2 separate regions of the Homo sapiens genome follow, and region 2 is linked to region 1. Evidence: chromatin loops called from intact Hi-C (ENCODE). Cell type or tissue: PC-3. All regions are shown on one strand. Each heading gives the region's core, and the rest is flanking DNA. Links, peaks and the distances in the headings are about the cores only. Region 1 has its middle 18 kb from the start of HHIP-AS1. Region 2 overlaps HHIP (hedgehog interacting protein).

Region 1 (4,402 bases), core at 115-4,114:
AATCCCAGCACTTTGGGAGGCTGAGGCAGGCAGATCACCTGAGGTCAGGAGTTCAAAACGAGCCTAGCCCACATGGCAAAACTCTGCCTCTATTAAAAATACAAAAGTTAGCCAGGCGTGGTGGCACGTGCCTGTATTCCCAGCTACTCGGGGAGCTGAGGCAAAAGAATCACTTGAACCTGGGAGGTGGAGGTTGCAATGAGACGAGATCGCACCACTGCACTCCAGCCTGCGTGGCAGAGCAAGACTCCATCTCAATAAATAAATAAATAAAAATAGAGACACACAGAAGTAGGTGAGATTGTCTAGACAGGGGAAAGTGTAAATGAGGAGAAGGAATGACCCTGGGCAGGATTTAAAGGAATGACAACACTTAAAAGTTTAATAGAGAAGGAAAATCTAGCTAAGAAGATTGAGAGCAAACAAAAGAAAAATGGAATCCTGAAGCATGTCCTGACGTGAAAAAAAAAAAAAAAAGGAAAACAATACTTTTAAAGAAGACTGGAAAATTTTGTTGAGGCTGCTGAGTGGTTAAGTAAGATAAGGACTGAAAAGTGTTATTTGGCTATAGTAACTGGATATAGTTATAATTGGTGAGATTAGCAGGGACCATTTCAGTGGAGCACTGGAGATGAAAATCAGAATGCAGTGGGTTGAGAAGACAGCAGAAAGTAGGTTAAAAGTGATAGTGTACAGAACTCTTTCAACAAGTCAGGCTGAGAAATGGAGGAGAAAGATAAGAATATAGCTACACAGAGGGACATAGAGTCAATAAATGGTTTAAATATTTACATACTTAAATGTTGATGAGAAAGATCCCATGAAGAGAAAGAGGTTGAAACTAGAGGTTAAAGTAGGGATGAGATTCAGGTGGAGGAAATGACTTCTTATAGGAAACAGAGCCCTTAACTGGTGACAGTAGTGCCATCTGAGTTTAGATGCAGAGGAGGAGGGTATCTGGGCTCATCTAGAGTTGGGGGCTATCCAAGTAAATGCAGCTGACAAAGGGTCAAGGGTGCTAGAGTGTTAGCAAGACTGCAATTGAAATACGGATGCAAAAAATCAAATATATGAAGGACAAGGACAGGAGGAGACTGGTATATCAGTAGAGAGAAGAGAGATCAATGGCCTGGAGAACCAAATGAGTTAGAAAGACAGACATGGCAGAAATAGTAAAGCAGGAAGCCTTGAAGTGTAGGAGGATGTGGCAGATATTAGCCTAGCCCCACATTGCCAACCTCCTGGTGTTCAGGTCTTTGTGGGATCCTATTCCCTCCCCAGACCAGAGGTGATGATAAAGCACCAGGTTATCTCAGTAATAAGTGGATAAGGTGAAGTGAAGGAAGGAGACAGTGGGAATGGGGAGAACAACTTAGAGAACCTATGACTTGCTTCTAACCAACTAAATACAGCAAAGGAGATGGAATATGCCCGATTATGTGCACCTGATTACGTTATGTAAGCCTGTAAATGCTGTCTTCTCTCCCTTGCTGGCTTTGAAGAAGCAAGCTGCCATATTGCGCACTTGACTATGTCATGGGCCATGTGACAAGCAACTGAAGATGCTCTCTGGACAGCAGCCAACAAGAAATGGAGGCTTTCAGTCCAACAGCCTGCAAGAGACTGAATGCTGCTAACAACATGAATCCTGAAGCATGTCTTGACATGAAAAAAAGGGAAAAGAATATTATTTTAAAAGAGTGGAGAAAGTTATAGTTGCTAAGTGGTTAAGCAAGCCAAGGACTGAAAAGTGTTACTTGGATATAGTAACTGTATATAGTAATCATTGGTGAGCTTAGCAGGGACCATTTCAGTGGAACACTGGAGTTGAAAACCAGAATGGAGTGAGTTGAGAAGCCAGTGGAAGGGGGTCCTTCCTCAGTCTAGCCTTCATTGAGACTGATGCCCCAGCCAGCATCTTGATAGCAGCACTGAAAGACCCTGAAGCCAAGCCTGTACTTCTAATCCATAGATACTATGAGATAATAAATGTGTTTTGTTTTAAGCTGCTGACTTTGTGATAATATGGTTACAAAGCATATATAACTAATGCAGAGGATGTCATCAGAGATAGGAATGTCAGACCAGAAGTGATGACAAGCACTGGGTTATCTCAGTAGTAGGTTGATAAGGTGAAGTGAAGGAAGGAAACAGTGAGAATGAGAACGACTTAGAGAATCATGTTTTGTTTGTGTTCCATAATGACTAAGAAGTTATATATGCAATGAACTTCAGACTTTGAAGACATATGATTAAACAAAAGGTATTATTGAGAGAACTGTTGGCAGCACACATACGGAAGGATGTGGTATTTTACTGATAATCAAAAAATGAACACAATAATAGGATATCTGTGTCTAGGATAAAACAATAATCACAGCCCAGTCTTTTGGAAGCCTCAATGCAGTTACTGAGCTTGGTCATTTGACATGTCTGTGTTTGTACATAACTCTGTGACTTACCAACTATGTGACTATGGGAAATTTTCTTCACTGAGTTTTTGTTTCTTATGTATAAAATGTATATATTAAAGTAGGGTTGTTATGATGATTAAATGAGATAATAGATGGAGAACACTTGTCACTGCACATGGCATAAAGTAAGGCTTAAATATAACTCTTTCTACCAGCTTTTCACAGAAGAAACTCCTACTTCACACACACACATATAAATTGATCAAATGAATTCAAAAACTAGAAAATATCACATAAGAGGTCAAAGAAAGATCTTAGAAGAATCTATTTCTAAAAAGTCGTCCAGGCCAGGCACGGTGGCTCACATCTGTAATCCCAGCACTTTGGGAGGCCAAGGCAGGTGGATTGCTTGAGGTTAGGAGTTCAAGACCAGCCTGACCAACATGGTGAAACCCCGTCTCTACTAAAAATACAAAAATTAGCCAGGTGTAGTGGCACATGCCTTTAATCTCAGCTACTCAGGAGGCTGAGGCAGGAGAATTGCTTGAACCCGGGAGGCAGAGGTTGCAGTGAGCCAAGATCATGCCACTGAACTACAGCCTAGGAGACACAGCGAGACTCCAACTCAAAAAACAACAACAACAACAAAAACAAACAAACAAACACCTAATCCATCCAGATAGGTAGAATACCACACAAAAAAATTGATAAATTAATTATGTCCCAGAAGGGAAGAAGGAGGAAAAGCCCATTTTTAAAAAGAAATGAGGTAAGGCTTGATTACAGACTTACAGAATGTAACACTAACTTTCAGAAATATGATCTCATTTTCCCCTGAGGAGATACTAAATCAGCATCCATACCTCACAAAAGCAACACACTTTTAAACCCTTCTTTTTCTAACTGTGAGTAAAGACTTTATTTCAGAACTATGTTGTACCTCCAGATGCAGTGCTAGCTTTCGACTGGCCTCATATACAGTGCTTGTCACTTTTTCAAGATGAAAGTAAAGCCATTCTTCCTCAGGTGCTTATTAATCATCATAAGCTATCGTTTAAAAGCAATAAACAATGCACACATGGTGATTAGCATAGGATTATTTTTCATAAGAAAATAAAGTCTGGCTCAATATGTTTTGGATTCACACTCACAAGGAAAACCCACCATGTAATTCTCCATCTCTTTACCAAGGAGAAAGAAAGATCACCTGTTTTGAAGGGCACACAATCCTGATATTTAGATTAATTTATGCTTAGAACTATCCAAAGAAATTTCAAGAACTGGTTATGTTTGCGAATATATTTTTTGGATATTTTAAATAGAAAAATCACATTTTATGTAAGATAAAAAATCAAAGCACCAAAAGGTTAAATTTCATGGAACCTCTGGTCTTATGAAATACAAATAGTTCTTAAAGTATAAAAGCTTTCTCTTATATCCAACATTTATTCTAATTTTTTGCATATAAAAGTATCCGTAATGTGTACCAAATGCCCAGGTGTTTACAACTATTAATAAATGAAAATGTTTGTAGAACTTCATGCCTTTGGGCAGGACATAAAATTTAGAATACTTTCAACAAAAACCTGAAGAATTTCTTCATAAGTAAATCACATTCGGAAAATAAAACAAAACATACAATTCACAAATTTTAGAAAAAGACGGAATTTGCAATCATGCTCCACACCACACAAATAATTTTTAACTATGTCACATGCTATTAAATCAGATATTGTTGCCTTAGTTTTAATAATGTCTTTGGTCCAAAAATTGACATAAGTTTTTGTTTCAGTCTGTCAGAACATTTTTTCAGAAATGTATCTGTCCCCTTCTAGACTGCATGACCAAAAAAATTGTTGCAAATACACATTTTAAACTAGGTTTAGACGTTTTTATAACACGGCATTTTTCCAAGATAATTATTTATAAGATAAGGAATGCTTTAAATGGTTGATAATATTTAAATTATCATATATTTAGGTTTGATC
Region 2 (4,402 bases), core at 172-4,171, 82 kb after region 1:
ACAGTGTCTTGGTTCAGTTGCTTGTCTGGAACGGCCCAGTTTCATTTTCCACAATAAGGAATTTATTTTATTTAATTATTCCTTTATTTATTCAGACAAGGTCTCACTCTATTGCTCAGGCCAGCATGTAGCAGCACCATTATGGCTCACTGTGGCTTCAAACCCCTGGGCTCAAGAGATCCGCCTGGCCGCATGCCACCACATCTGGCTCATTTTAAAATTTTTTGTAGAGATGGAGTCTCGCTATGTTGCCAGGCTGGCCTTGAACTCTTGGCATTAAACAATCCTCTCACCTTGGCTTCCCAAAGTGCTGGGATTACAGACGTGAGCCACTGCATCCAGCCACTTTAATATTTTATTTCAACTAAGGGGATGATTTTTTCATCAATAGAGCAACCTCACCATATTTAATATAGGTGAAATATATAATGAAAATGTAAAACACATACTCTGTCCCCCAATTTCTCAGTGATTTCACAGGCTCAGTGCTACGGCTGGATGTGGACACAGACATGTGCAACGTGCCTTATTCCATACCAAGGAGCAACCCACACTTCAACAGCACCAACCAGCCCCCCGAAGTGTTTGCTCATGGGCTCCACGATCCAGGCAGGTGAGAACACAAGTCTGTCTTCTCACTGGCTTTTAAGCCAGGCGGGGATCCGAGAACTGGGAAAATATAGCATAGAGCATATACCATCACAGAGCAGCCAAAGGTAGTATCTAAGGCCATGCCTCTAAAGTCACAACAGGTCATTACTCAAGTGAGTATTTAGCACACTGTCTTCTATTACTGTGAGAAGCAGATTGAGAAGGCAGATTAGACAACGAAAAGGACAAATTCATGGAGAAAATTTCACCTTAAAATGTGGAGAGGTTATTATCAGATAAACACTATTGGACTAGTATAATGACCAAGACTTTAATCTGAACAGTTTAGAGAGATCAACTTTTTGATTTGTCTCCTTAAATCCCACTAAGTCTTAAGTTCTTTATATATTACATGGCGGTGATAATAACTGCCTTGCTATGATTAAATAAAAATCTGTAAGTAAAGTACCAAATAGTGTGTCTGACTCCTGGTAGGTTTTAAATGAATTGCAATTCTTGTTATCATAGCTTCACTTAAATATGATGCTGCAGTGTTAATTTGCAAGGAGTTGAGCTAAATATTAACTTTTATTTCACTTTGAAAACATTGCAAATACTAAAGGACTCCATATTAACTGTTGGTACTACCATGAACCAAAACAAAGGAAAACTAAAAAGTATGTAGGGTGGGAAATTTGGGGTACATTTTGTAAAAATGCTATGAAGTATAATACAGCAATTTCAGTAACGAAAGCTTCATCCAGTCTATGGTCTATTATTCATACTCAGGGATATCTGGCCACATCCATTTATTCACTAAGTAGGTTATTATTACCATTTAATGTTTATTGAGTGTTCACTATGTGCAAGGTGAATATTTCTCAAACTTTTTATTTTTATAATCCCTCATGCCCTTCATCTCTCCTCCATCAAACCCAAGTCTACAGTTCATTTCCTTTTTGGCATCTCAGCAGATCTTAAAATCTGTGAGACAGGGAATACTTAAGGTGGGTTCAGGATGTGGAGGAAACTGTCACATTCCATTCCTAGAGCTCAGAACTCACAGATACCACCACAAAGCAACACTTTGAAGTCAGGCAGCCTGAGTCACCACAATCCCGCTGGAGCTTTCTCACAACCTTCCTGGGGGTCCTGAACCTCAATGCAAAAACATGGGATGAGGTGCTTTACAGACCAGATGTGTGGCAAGATGCCTGTGCTGCGGAGCCTCCCCACCTCTGGTGGCAGAGGGCTGAAGGAAAAGTTGGTGTTTATATTCCACCTCCCTCCAAAAGTATTCTAAGCAGAAGACGATTTAATAAAGCAGAAAGAAAACTAAATTAATTATTGGCTAAAAATAAAGGGAACTTTTATTAAGCACTTGCTGTGGGGTGCTGAACTAAGTATCTTGTGTACTTTATCTCCTCTCTGCTTCTCAGCAAGGCTCACCATCAGCCCCACTTCTCCCACTCCCCTTTTATTAATAGACTAGTTAAAGGACAGTGATAGATGCACAGCAAAATTGAGAAAAAGGTATAGACATTTTTATATTACCCGTACCTCCACACATGCATAGTCTCTCGCATTATGATCATCCCCCATAGAGAAACATTTGTTATAGTTGATGAACTGACATTGACACGTCATAATCACCCAGAGCCCATGGTTTACATTAGGGTTCACTCTTGGTGTTGTGAATTCTGTAGGTTTAGACAAATGGATAATGACATGTATCCACCATTATAGTATCACCCAGAGAGTTTCACTGGCAGGGCCCTTTTTCACATGAGAAACTGAAGGTTACAAGGGTCAAGCAGTTCTTAGTGGACCTGGTATTCAGCCAGAGCCATAGCTCCAAGCCCCCAGCAACTCTACCTGGCCTGCTTTCCAGATTTGCTGTTTCTTGTTGGAAACAAGTCAAACCTCTTTTTCTCATAGTTTCTCTATCTTCAAAGAAAGGTAATAGAGGAAAATGTTCTCTCCACTATGGATTTAGTTCCACCTTAAGTCACAGCATGACTGTATCATGATCCCTGCCAGGCATTGTCTTCTGTGAATCATTGAACTAGAGAGGACAATAAAGGGACTGTTGCCACAGAACAACTAACCCATCTTTGGCAGGTCACGCTTATGGTTTCCCTATCATGAATGAGATCATTGGGAGCCAAGAGTTTATGTTTTGTTTTTTGTTTGTTCTTTTATAATTTCTACATGACTCTTACGTCTCTTAAGAACCAGCACCAACTCTCAATTTTTTATTTTATTTTTTAAATTTCTTTATTAGCTCCAATGGTTTCATTTTGTTTTTAAGTAATTAATATATTTTGTTGGCCTAGAACAGTGATTCTCAATGGGATAATTTTACCCCCAGGGGACATTTGGCTATGTCTGGGAACATTTTTGGTTTTCACAATTAGAGTGTGATGGGGGTGAGGGAGTGATGCTACTGGCATTTTGCCTGTAGAGGCCAGAGATGCTGCTAAACACCCTACAGTTGGCAGCACAGCCTCCCCAGACAAAAAATTACCTGGCCCAAAATGTCAGCAGTGCCAAGATAGAGAAACCTAAAAACAATGCAAGCCTGTTTTCCACACTTTTGATAACTTCCAAAATTGTATTATATAACTTCATTCTTCCCCCAACCCAAGCTCCTCATACCCAGTCCCTCAGTGATTGAAACATTCCACAAACCTTGAACCCCTCTTATATTCCTGGCTTTGAACCAGATAACAGGAAGATAGTGATGAAGTTGCAAGTCCTCCCCTTATGGAGCTTCCTGTCAGTGGCTTAAGTCACAGAGATACTCTGGCCCCCAGATTAGGGATGGAAAACATGAAAACAGAGTCAACGTAAAAGACCTCGATATTTGTAGGGACCAGCTTTACTATATTCCTGGAATTAAAGCACATGTTTTCCTGTGTTAGAGCAGCCTAAGTTTTAGAATGCAGCAATTTCATGTAAGAAACCCAAAATTAATGTTATAACTAGTACTGTTTTGTGTGGCACAGAGATGAGTTGATGGTAACACTGTTGTTTTTTTTATGTTATTTTACCTTAAGTTCTGGGATACATGTGCTGAACTTGCAGGTTTCTTACATAGGTTTACATGTGCCATGGTAGTTTGCTGCACCTATCAACCCGTCATCTAGGTTTTAAGCCCGTATGCGTTAGGTATTTGTCCTAAGGCTCTTCGTCCCCCTGCACCCCGCCCCCCAACAGGCCCCAGTGTGTGATGTTTCCCTCCCTGTGTCCATGTGTTCTCATTGTTCAACTCCCACTTATGAGTAAGAACAGGCGGTGTTTGGTTTTCTGTTCCTGGATGGTGACACCGATTCTTATTCACAATACTTTACCAGTGTATTATACATGTGATATTCCTTAAGAACAGACTAACAATTGTTTTAAGACAGTGTGCATATTTATAACATAAGAAATTATAAATCATAAGAGAAATTAAGAAATATATTCCAGAGATTAAGCTTCAACCAAGTAAGCAAACACATCGGACTACTTCCTTCAGTGCTTTCTAGAAGATCCAAACTAAATTGCCATAGGATCCTTGCCAGTCCACAAAGGGCTCCTTCCTATGTCAGGAATCTCCAGTCTGAGCTTGGAAAAGATCACGGTAGGAATTAATGTGTATCCCCTCTTGTTATGCAGATGTGCTGTGGATAGACATCCCACTGATATAAACATCAATTTAACGATACTGTGTTCAGACTCCAATGGAAAAAACAGATCATCAGCCAGAATTCTACAGATAATAAAGGGGAAAGATTATGGTATGTAGAGCATAATTTGCTGATTTTGC

Evidence for each region. Hi-C counts contacts between places; a loop is a spot of excess contacts. Peaks named below come from ENCODE experiments on the same cell type or tissue, not always from the same donor. Only the 100,000 strongest peaks of a DNase experiment are listed, where the experiment ranks them.
Region 2: a loop joins it to region 1, with 7 times the contacts of the local background. A loop is called at or near these places in 1 of 110 quality-filtered maps.

Annotation. Positions count from the first base shown.
Region 1 is chr4:144,625,656-144,630,057 of GRCh38, forward strand. No RefSeq gene overlaps it. Among named protein-coding and RNA genes, the nearest start is that of HHIP-AS1, 18 kb to the right of the region's middle. In PC-3, for the core only: no CTCF peak of the experiment used is centred there; a DNase peak (open chromatin) is centred at 2,186; H3K27ac peaks cover 344 bases.
Region 2 is chr4:144,707,699-144,712,100 of GRCh38, forward strand. It overlaps HHIP (hedgehog interacting protein), which reads left to right. Exons shown (of 13, transcript NM_022475.3): 7 at 470-613; 8 at 4,252-4,373. All of the region lies in intron 1 of LOC124900791 (a long non-coding RNA gene), which reads right to left. Among named protein-coding and RNA genes, the nearest start is that of HHIP, 64 kb to the left of the region's middle. In PC-3, for the core only: no CTCF peak of the experiment used is centred there; DNase peaks (open chromatin) are centred at 1,633 and 2,663; H3K27ac peaks cover 2,029 bases.